2 separate regions of the Homo sapiens genome follow, and region 1 is linked to region 2. The links are chromatin loops, found by intact Hi-C in ENCODE. Cell type or tissue: PC-9. All regions are shown on one strand.

Region 1 (5,000 bases), 230 kb before region 2:
GAGAACAGTATTGGGGAAACTGCCCCCATGATTCAGTTATCTCCCACTGGGTCCCTTCCACAACATGAGGAAATTATGGGAGCTACAATTCAAGATGAGATTTGGGTGGGGTCACAGGCAAACCATATCAACATCCAAACTGAATTTTGAGTGGGGTTCTCTTGTCTCTATAGAGTGGCAACAATAAGAATAGCTTTCTAGAAATTTCAAGGCGAAATTCCTTCCCTGTTGTTTACACCTTATAATTGCTCAAAAATATTTGGTAGATCAGTTTATTTACAATGCTGGTGGAACAATTGTCATTGACAACATTCAAGCTGTCTGCCAGCTCATGCCTTCCCAGCTTCAACCAGTTCTGAAATCAGTCCTGAACTTCCAGGGATCAGGAATTAAATGTGTCTTGGTACCCAGTGTGTTTAGCCAAGCCACATGCATGCATCTATCTACTGAGTCCCAGCCTTTTTAGTCCCTTTGAGACAATCCAGTCCATATACTGCTTCAATTTCTCTCCTGAGCCAGGAGTTTTGATCTAAAGCATGTTTCTATTGGAGAAACATGTTCCCAGGCTGTGTTCTGCTCTCTGTCGATCCAAGCACTAACCACATGGTCTGCTGATGGACTGATTGCCTAAGATTGTGCTTATCGCCTGACCAGCTGTGCGATGTCTCACCATTCAGATAAAACTCAACTGGATATTGATATCTGTCCCAAGCAAGCAGGGTTTACCATGCCCATTTGAAGACAGCACATTGGACTTTTTGGATACCCTATGTAGGCACTAAGCCTACAGTTTTTGCAACTTCCTCAACCCCACCTTTCTCAGTCTTGATTTTTGTATTCATCCTTCCTTTGTCTCCCAACATACATGTGTACTCCTTTACTTTCTGAATGCACCCACAAACACATTGATTCTAGCTGTTACTCTGTTGTTGTTGTTGTTCAAAGCTGTGTTACTTTTACCCTCTTGTGCCTTATGGCAGGGCCTGCCAACTTATTTTACATATGGGTTGAAATTTTGTCTTTTCCTTGACTAATTTCTTATGTCATGATTCTACATTATGTTTCTCTACCCAATAGGCCAGAGCATTACCAAAATATACTTCCTAGTCATATTTGCCTCCAGACATAGCAATCCTGGTAACTACCCATGAGAACCCCTAGACCTCCTTTCTTAGTGCATACAGATGGGACTTACATCATGAGGGGTATAAATACCAGGGGTCCTTGATAGCCCCAGATCTTCCCTGAATTTCCCAAAAGATGCCTTCAGGGTGCCATCTCTTATATTTGATATATATTTCTTTGTAACTAATTACCCCATAACTTAGTGGCACCAAACAATAAACATTATCTCACACAGTTGCTGGTGATCAGGAATTCAGAGCAGTTTAGCTGGGTGTTTCTGGCTCAGAGTCTGTGATGAGGGTGTAGTCAAGACAACAACCAGAGTTGTAGTCATTGCAGGGCATAACTGGGGATAGAGGATCTTTTTCCAAGATGGCTCACTCATCTGGCTGTTGGCAGGAGTCTCAGTTTGCCACCATGTGGGCTCTCCATAGGCTGCCAAGTGTCCTAACAATATGGCAGCTGGTTTCCTTCCCCCAGAGGGAGTGATCCAAGAGCAAGCAAGGCGGAGGCAGCTCGCTTTTATAACCCAGCCTCGGAAGTCACATGTTGCCATTTCTACAATATGCTATTGGTGCCACAGGTCAGTCCCATTCACTGTGGGAGGGGACGACACAAGACATAAAGGCTAGGAGGTGGAGATCTCCAGGGACATCTTGGGGGTGGACTCTGACACCTCTTTAGCTTAAGATTTCATCAATTCATATGCAAGACTACACCATGCAGCTCCTGTTTTTCCTCCAGGTCATGCCATAGGATACCGAATAGTTGGATTAGCTGCTCTTGACTTGCCAGTTAGCTGTGGTGAGGCGAGACTGGGATGTCATGGTATAAACCCAGTCGCTGTAGGGTGACTGCGTATAGACAGGGCTGTTGCCTAAGAACAGATTAGAGATGAGGATGACTGTGAAGGACATTTCAGCATTCCCTTACTCCAAGAGCAGAATCCAAGAAAAGAAAATAACAGAAAGAAGATGAAAAAAAGAAAAAAAAAAAAAAAAGCAAAGTAGGCTGCCTTTTTGTTTACTTTTTTTTTTTTTTTCTTTTCTGAGACGGAGTTTCGCTCTGTTGCTCAGGCTGGAGTGCAATGGCACCATCTTGGCTCACTGCAACCTCTGCCTCCCGGGTTCAAGCGATTCTCCTGCCTCGGGCTCCTGACTAGCTGGGATTACAGGCATGCGCTGCCACGCCCGACTAATTTTTTGTATTTTTAGTAGAGATGGGGCTTCCCCATGTTGGTCAGGCTGGTCTCGAACTCCTGACCTCAGGGGACCGGACCATCTTTGCCTCAAGTGCTGGGATTACAGGCATGAGCCACCGCGTCTGGCCCTAACTTTTTCTAGGGCCTAGACCTTTTTCTAGGGCTGAGGCCGGTCTAGGTCTCTTCATCTCCACACTTGGCAGACGTCAGGATTGAAGAATGGGCTTCGGCCAGCAGAGGGCAGGCTTCTACGACCCAGAGACTGTCTTTTAACTTCTTTAGAATAAAGGAGAAATAGAACCATAAAATTTCAGAGTTGAAAGGGACCTGAAATAGTTCTATACTAAGACCTCCTTATTTCACAGATGATTAAACTGAAGCCCAGAGAAGTGGAAGTAGCTTATCTAAGTTCTGACACTCTGCAAATGGCATAGTTGAGATTTGAACTCTTAGCTCCTTGACCGTTTTTGCTTTTATTATTCTAAAACTCTTCTCGTCTAATTCAACTGGCTTGAAAATCAGTCAGGGCTCTTGCCTTGTTGACCTAGCCCATCACATTTTAGACACATAGGGAGGATTAGGCTTACTTCACTATTTCTCAAATTTGAGCAAAAGGGTAATAACACTTTTGATATTTTAATTTTTGACTTAAATTGTTTTTACATTTTTATTATTTTACCTAATGCATAAAAACATAAAACTAGAGAGAACATGCTATGTTTACAGCTTTTATAAAATGATTTATTAAAATAAAATTTATAAAGTTAATACAAATAAAAATTTAAAAGGTGACAAATTGACAACATTAATGGGATGTAGAGGATGGTGTTATTTTGCTGAAACTACATGGCTATTCACCACTGAATTTGGCATGAGTTTGCTGTGCCTATACTCCCATGTGCTATGTGGTTAATCAATTTTCCTATTACATTATTTTACTTATGCCATGACAAACCTTCATCTGTATAGTGAGTCATTTTAGCATCATTTTGTTTTCATTAAGTGAGAATGCTTCATTTATCGATTAATCTCACTTCTTTTCCCATTATCTGGATGGTTCTCCAACATAACTACAAACAGAAATGCAAACATGAGCCATGAAATCTGGAAATGTAATTGGTTATAAGGTGATTACCCAGAGGAGCTATTTACATTAATACAAGCGTCGAAATGAAAACACACTCCAAAAAAAAAAATAAATAAAATAAAAGAGCTTGCAGCTTCACCCAGAATGTTCACAAACCCTTCAGCATCCACACACTGCCATTAGAGGGGACACTGCATAATGCATTTGGCTTTAGTCCTGATAGTATGTTCTAGACATGATGTTGTATGTTGTCTGAACAAGAGTTATCTTGATTTCAAAGGAAAAAAAAGAAATGCCATTAACATTTGTTTGATTGTCAATGACAATGTCTTAATGAAGAGCTAATGAATGAATGCACAGAAAACACAGGCGTCCCTTTGCTTTTCCTCGAGTCACCGAGATTAAAGGTATACCCTGTCGAAGGTGACAGAGTTAGGGCAGAAGGCTGGGTGTCCCGGACAGCTCAATAGCAGGCTGTATTGTCTGTTACAGGGCACATACTTTGAACTTGTGTTGACTCAGCCCAGTTGGAAAACTGAATACAAACTAAGACTTGACCAAAACCAGATGTTCTGCGTGACCTGCGCTTCAGGCACAGTGTGCCGCAGTTAACAAATGACGCCTTTTGGATTAATCTAAATATAAAGGCTTCCTGCCAGGACAGTCTCCCGAAACTTATTTGGCTTGGCCTGTTTTTGGTGTAAAAACATCAGACCACCAGAGCTACAGAGCAGCATTTCATCAGTAGGGCTACAAGTCAGAGTGGAGTCTGCATAATTGAAGCTATGTTCCCTTTGACCCATGGTTATCATTTCACAATGCATATATATCAAAACATCAAACAGTAAACCTTAAATAAATACAATTTTTATTTGTCAATGATACCTCAATAGAGCAGTTAAAAAAGAAGAATGGAGCTTGTGACTCAGCCTCCAGTATTACCCCTTCTGCTCGCAGGCATTACGCTTCTGCCAGCCAGTGGGCGGAGGCAGAACGCGTTGTTCCCATCACGCTGCAACTTCGGTGGAGAAAAATAGGCAAATGAGGGGTTGAAACTGAATGAATTAAGCCCAACACAGTTCAGTGAAAAATTTAAAGGTGTGAATGTTTCAGAAGTTTAGAGGAACATTGTAGATTCACACCTCATCTCTACCTGTTGAAATATTTCTCCTTGTTTAGACTTATCTCCAAAGCTGCTTTTCCCTGATGCCTTTCTGATTCCCACCAGATAGGGTTTCAGCCACTCTGGGACTTGAGTCATTGCTTTCTTTTGTGTTGTAATTACCAGTTTACATGTCATGACCCTTGAAGGTGAGCTATTTCTTACAAGACACACTATCCTCAGAGTGCTTTTTGGATGATATGAACTTGATGAGAACTGATTAGATCACAGAAAACTCTGAATGACAATCAGATATTTGCAATGTAATAACTTCATCCAGGGCTAATTTTGTTTTCTTAGTGAGGTTCAAAAGCCAAATATCATCCCAGATGGTGCTGGGCTCATAAAATAGGCAAAAGAGGGAATAGGGAGCTTCAGCCTTGGCCTCATCATCATGATCCAAGAAGACAGCTGCTTTCAAGAAC
Region 2 (5,000 bases):
TCTATCAATAGCCCTGTTACAGTGCACAGGCTCTTGGGTTCCTTGAGGAATGGAGCCATTTTGTAAACAAAACACTGTCATTTTAAGCCATTAGAATGCATTCTATGAGGCATAATGGCCAGCGGAGAGCTACTGGGAAAGTCGGATGAAGCACAGAGTGAAGTATTTGGTTCTCTGGGTCTCCTGTGATTTAACTGCCCTACAAACTCAGCCTTCCCATTAAATACTGTATTAAAAAAATCTCTGGAGCAAAAGCAAATATGTGCTTTTCTTCTCTGAGAAGAGATGGATTTAGCAATTCTACTTCTGTTTGTTATTTCAGTGGAATCTAGTTGTTTTGGGAGTTAAATAGTCTTCTCTCAGATGTTATTTTAAATGCCCTCTACCCGCCACCACCCCTCCCCCCGCCTTTTTTCTTTTTGGTAAGAAAACTAGCTCCTTAGCTCTTCAGGTAGTGGTGAACAGTTTTAGTGCTAAAGAACATTCTCTCTCATGTTTTGGACATGAGTCTGAGTACATTAAATGTGTTCATGCATTTTATATTGTAAAATACAATGTAATTCTTGTTTTGTGAGTGGGAGGGTAGACGATAGTGCTGAATTCCATGTGTTAGTCCAGGCTTTATGGGAGGCAGATGGCAAAACGGCGTTAAATGTGCCAAGATTCCATTAGCGGACACTACCGTGTGAGAGAAGATGAAGAGTATCAGAAAAGGCTGCGAGAGTTTCGGCTCGCCCTGTAAGCCTGATCCAGGGAAGAGGAGAGGGTGGGAAGGTTAGGTGGGAGCACTGTGGTTTTGAAACAGCTGTGCAGTTTAAGGAAGGTTTGTAAGGCTACTGGGGAGTCTTTGGGCCAAGATCAACCTTCAGAAGAGTCCAGTGTCTCCCAGAAACCGGCTGCTTTGGCGTCCCTGAGGATCACTCACTGGCCAGGCACAGCTGTGGGAGGTACAGGGGGGCCCTCGGTTAATTACATGGCCTGTCACCTAAGGTGTAGGAGCCATTCTCAGAGTTGCTGCAGTCTGCATCTTTAAAGTTTTGGAGAACTCTGTGTTACCTGGTTCTAACATCACTAATGATGGATGCTGTTTCTTTTTTAAAGTAAGTCTCCATTGATTTTTGCATCTCATAATTCATTAGTTTGAAAGCTTCCAAAAAGCAGTTAATTGCCCCCAGGGGCCATCTAGGATCCTTTTATTCGCTGGAGGAACTCTGATATGATATCAGTAAAGAAAAGCAAAAACACAAAGAGGTTTTTACTTCTGTCGGTCCTAAGATTGTTATGTGTTCTTATGAGTTTTGCGGCCACACTCATCTGTCATTTATTAGTTGAGTGACCTTATGCAAATCACTGAACGTCTTTATGTATACAAATAGTCATAAAAATTCATAGCTGGCAGAATCATTGGGGGTTAAAACAATATGTATATTAGGACTTGGCACATAGTAGGTCCTCAGTTGAAAATGTAGACATAGCCAAGTTGTATTGGAAGTTTACCCTGTGCTCCATGGGGTGCATAACTGTCAGAGTTCACTGCAGGGATCTGGAAGATGCCTGGTGTTTTAAGCAGGAAGGGATTAGTGTCGGGAGGTGGTGCTCACACAATCATGGGAAGTGGTGGGGGTGGCCAGCCCCAGGCTGGGCTTCCAGACCAGCTCACCAGGGAAGCCTCTACCTCTGTTCCAACCAGGAAGGGGAGAATGAGGAAGCTGCCACTGACCCTGCCACATTCCAGGACACACACCACCATGGCTGCAGTCCAGGAATTGGGAAGCTGGGAGCATGAAGCTGCCACCACCACTGCAAACTGCCTCTTGACACCCTTAGAGTTAGTGTCTGGACAGTGGGACACCACTGCAGAAATGCCACATCTCCACAACCTTACTTACCAGCAGAAAGCCAGAAGTAGCAGCGCTGGGCGTCTCCTGGATTCTGCCTTCCAAATTGCATGACAGTGCATCTGCCACACAGACCCTGATTGGCATGCAGAACTCTAGCTGTGGTGGCTTTTAGCTTCCCAACTCTGTCATCCAACAGGGGTCTGCAATACAGGAAGGCACAGGAGAAGGAGGTGGCTGGATGCCCGAGCATAGCTGGCACCCTTTTCCAGCACTGTGCTAGGTACACTATGTGCATCACCTCATGTAACTGTTGTCATAGCAGAGCAATATAGGTAGAATTATTACCCCCACTTTACTGATATGGAAAATGAGGCAGGTATCTGGTGGGGGCAGTCTGTGTACTCAGATCTGTCTGTTCTCAAAGCTCATTCACTTAATTAGTCTGGTGCTTTTTCTAGAACATATGCGTTCTTTGTGTTCACTTTTGAAAAATGTCCCAAATCCCAGTTTCTTTTCCTGTGTGGATGAAGCTGCCCTCACTGCAGGCAGATTGGGTAAATTGTTTTTGATGATCATTCAGGGAATAAATACATGAACCTCTTCACTCCAGCTCCAGGGGTATAAAGAGTCAGTTTGCAGTGGTGGTGGCAGCTTCATGCTTCCAGGCTCCCGATTCCTAGACTGCAGCCCTGGTGGTGTGTGTCCTGGAATGTGGCAGGGGCGGTGGCAGCTTCCTCATTCCTTACTTCCTGGTTGCAACAGAGGTAGAAGCTTCCCTGTGGGCTGGTCTGGGAACCCAGCCTAGGGCTCACACCACAGCACCACCTTCCACAATTCTGTCTCCTGCTTTGAGTCATCAAGCTGTAAAGAGCATTGCAGATTGTCTTGTGAGTCCCTTGCCTCTCTTCTGCCATTATGAACAGGGGAACTGAGACAGAACTAGATGAGCATATTCTGATTAAGGGCTTGAAGTTGAGATTCTCACTCAGACCAGCATCCTTTCTCTTATCCAGTAGCTTGGTTGTCCTTGGACCTATAATACATTGCATTCACTGTCCTTCTCAGGCTCACACAATAAAGGTCCCAATGGGAATGCCCGGATACATCTGCACCCTTGATCTTTGGCATATGGACTCTCTGCTTTTTTTATTTGTTTGTTTCAGGTTGTGACATTGCCACAGGAGATGGCCACACATGCTTATGCCTTCTAGGGCTCAGTTTTGGTGAATCAGTTGTTTTCAGAAAGTAGCCTGTGAACTGCTGGCTGTTGATGAGAATCCATTAGATCCTCTGAGGTCTAGTTGAAATGGCAAGATCACAGTATGCCAAAGTCTTCTCAAGTTCTTAGCTTGCCATGGGGACAAAGAGAATCTCTGGTCCTTCAGTGGCCACTCCTTTTACAAGGCAAAGTTTTTCAGGCAGACTTTGTTGCGTCTCAACCCAGGTATTTCTGCAACTCCCTTAAAACTGCTCATGTGTTCTACAAATCCACTCTGTTGACACCAGTCACCTGTTTTCTGGATGGCTCTAACATTCTCTTGCAGATCGTTCTCTTTGCCATACTGCTACCAGTCTTCCTGCACAGCTTCAATTTAGGTGAGATAGGCACTAACTTCTTAGTTAAATATTTAAAGCACATCCAAGAAACCTTGCAGAAGGCTTGCAGAGACCATAAAAATCACTCAAAAAGCAAAACTGTAAGTGGACAACCAATGCCACATCTCCCCACGTGGCTCCGCTGCAGTCCATTGCAAAGGGTCTATTTGAGCTGCTTCTTGCCTCACCCTCAGCCTGCCCCTGTGTTAGCCAGTGCTCATTAACACCATCACCATCCTGGAGTACCTAGAAAACTTTTGTTTTAAATTTTTAATTTTTGTTGGTATATAATAGGTATATATATTTATGGGGCATTATGGGATATTTTGGTACAAGCATACAAGGTGTAATAATCACATCAGGGTAAATGGGGTCTCTGTTACCTCAAGTATTTATCCTTTGTGTTACAAACAATCCAACTGTACTCTTTTAGTTATTTAAAAATGTACAATTAAATTATTTTTGATTTGTCACCTATTGTGCATCCTATTGTGCTAGCAAATACTAGGTCACCCTATTTGTCAAATTGGTATCCGTGTGAGGGGGAAGATCAGTGGAGCCTTCTATTTGGCCATCTTGTTCCACCCTTTCTCCATGTCAAACTTCTTAATCTCTCCAGAAGCCTGTGTATGGGCAGACTTGGGGAAGTATGGAGGCTTCTGTGAACAGATGTGGATTTCAGCTGAGATGCTGGGGTGGAGGTGGCAGTGAAAATCTGAGGGAAGACAGAGGGTTCCCTTCTCCTCCTCCTAGTCTTCAAATGGTAGACACTGACAAATATTCCATAGTAGCAGAGAGAAGAATCCAGATCAGAGGGATGGTCAGGGATTACACTTCTTTATCGCATAGCTTGATCTCGAAACTCTTAATTCAAGTAAGAACACCAGCTGTTTTTAAAAGCTTACATTTATCTCAGTCTTCCTCCAAACAATCACCTGCCACAATGTTTGATCAATTGTGATCCTTGTGTCTGAGGATGGGGAGGGTCAGGATCTGTAACTCTGTTTTAGGTGGCAGCCAGAGGAGACATGAAAGCAGTATGTGGGGTGTGTGTTAATTCCACTTCTGGGAGTGTCACTTCTCTTGTTGTTGTTCCAGACTTGCAGTGAATGGAAGGAAAATAGTATGTGCAGACTTGGATCACTTTGGTAATTATGCCCATCATATGAGGAAACAGGGAGCAGCCTTTGTTTAGCAAGAAAACGAATCCAACAGCCAACGAATTACATTTTTACAAAATCGCAGCATGTGTGTATGTAGGGGGTGGGGAGTATTTTGTGTTTGAGGTTTTTGAGGCTTTTATGTTTCTCTTGGTCACCAGAAATAGGTCATTGGACCCTTTCTGTCTGGAAAAACTTGGTGTCTTTTCAGAACAGTGAGCCCACAGATATAGTTAGAGATATGTGTGGGGTGCTCAAAAAAGGGAGAACCAACCTTTTAGGTTCCCTAACTGTCCTAGACTTTACTAGGGAAAATTCTGGGGGACTTTCTCAGACCATACTTCAGCCTTGAGACCCACCTGGTCACAGTCTGAGAGGAATGCTGCAGTAATTTCCCGATTTT

Evidence for each region. Peaks named below come from ENCODE experiments on the same cell type or tissue, not always from the same donor. Only the 100,000 strongest peaks of a DNase experiment are listed, where the experiment ranks them.
Region 1: a loop joins it to region 2, with 3 times the contacts of the local background. A loop is called at or near these places in 2 of 110 quality-filtered maps.

What each region holds. Positions count from the first base shown.
Region 1 is chr13:97,798,048-97,803,047 of GRCh38, reverse strand. No RefSeq gene overlaps it. Among named protein-coding and RNA genes, the nearest start is that of IPO5, 150 kb to the left of the region's middle. In PC-9, CTCF peaks have their summits at 2,335 and 2,545 (motif pointing right); a DNase peak (open chromatin) is centred at 4,667.
Region 2 is chr13:97,565,702-97,570,701 of GRCh38, reverse strand. The region is part of intron 3 of LOC105370324 (a long non-coding RNA gene); the gene reads left to right. Among named protein-coding and RNA genes, the nearest start is that of RAP2A, 130 kb to the right of the region's middle. In PC-9, no CTCF peak of the experiment used is centred here; DNase peaks (open chromatin) are centred at 1,681 and 2,621.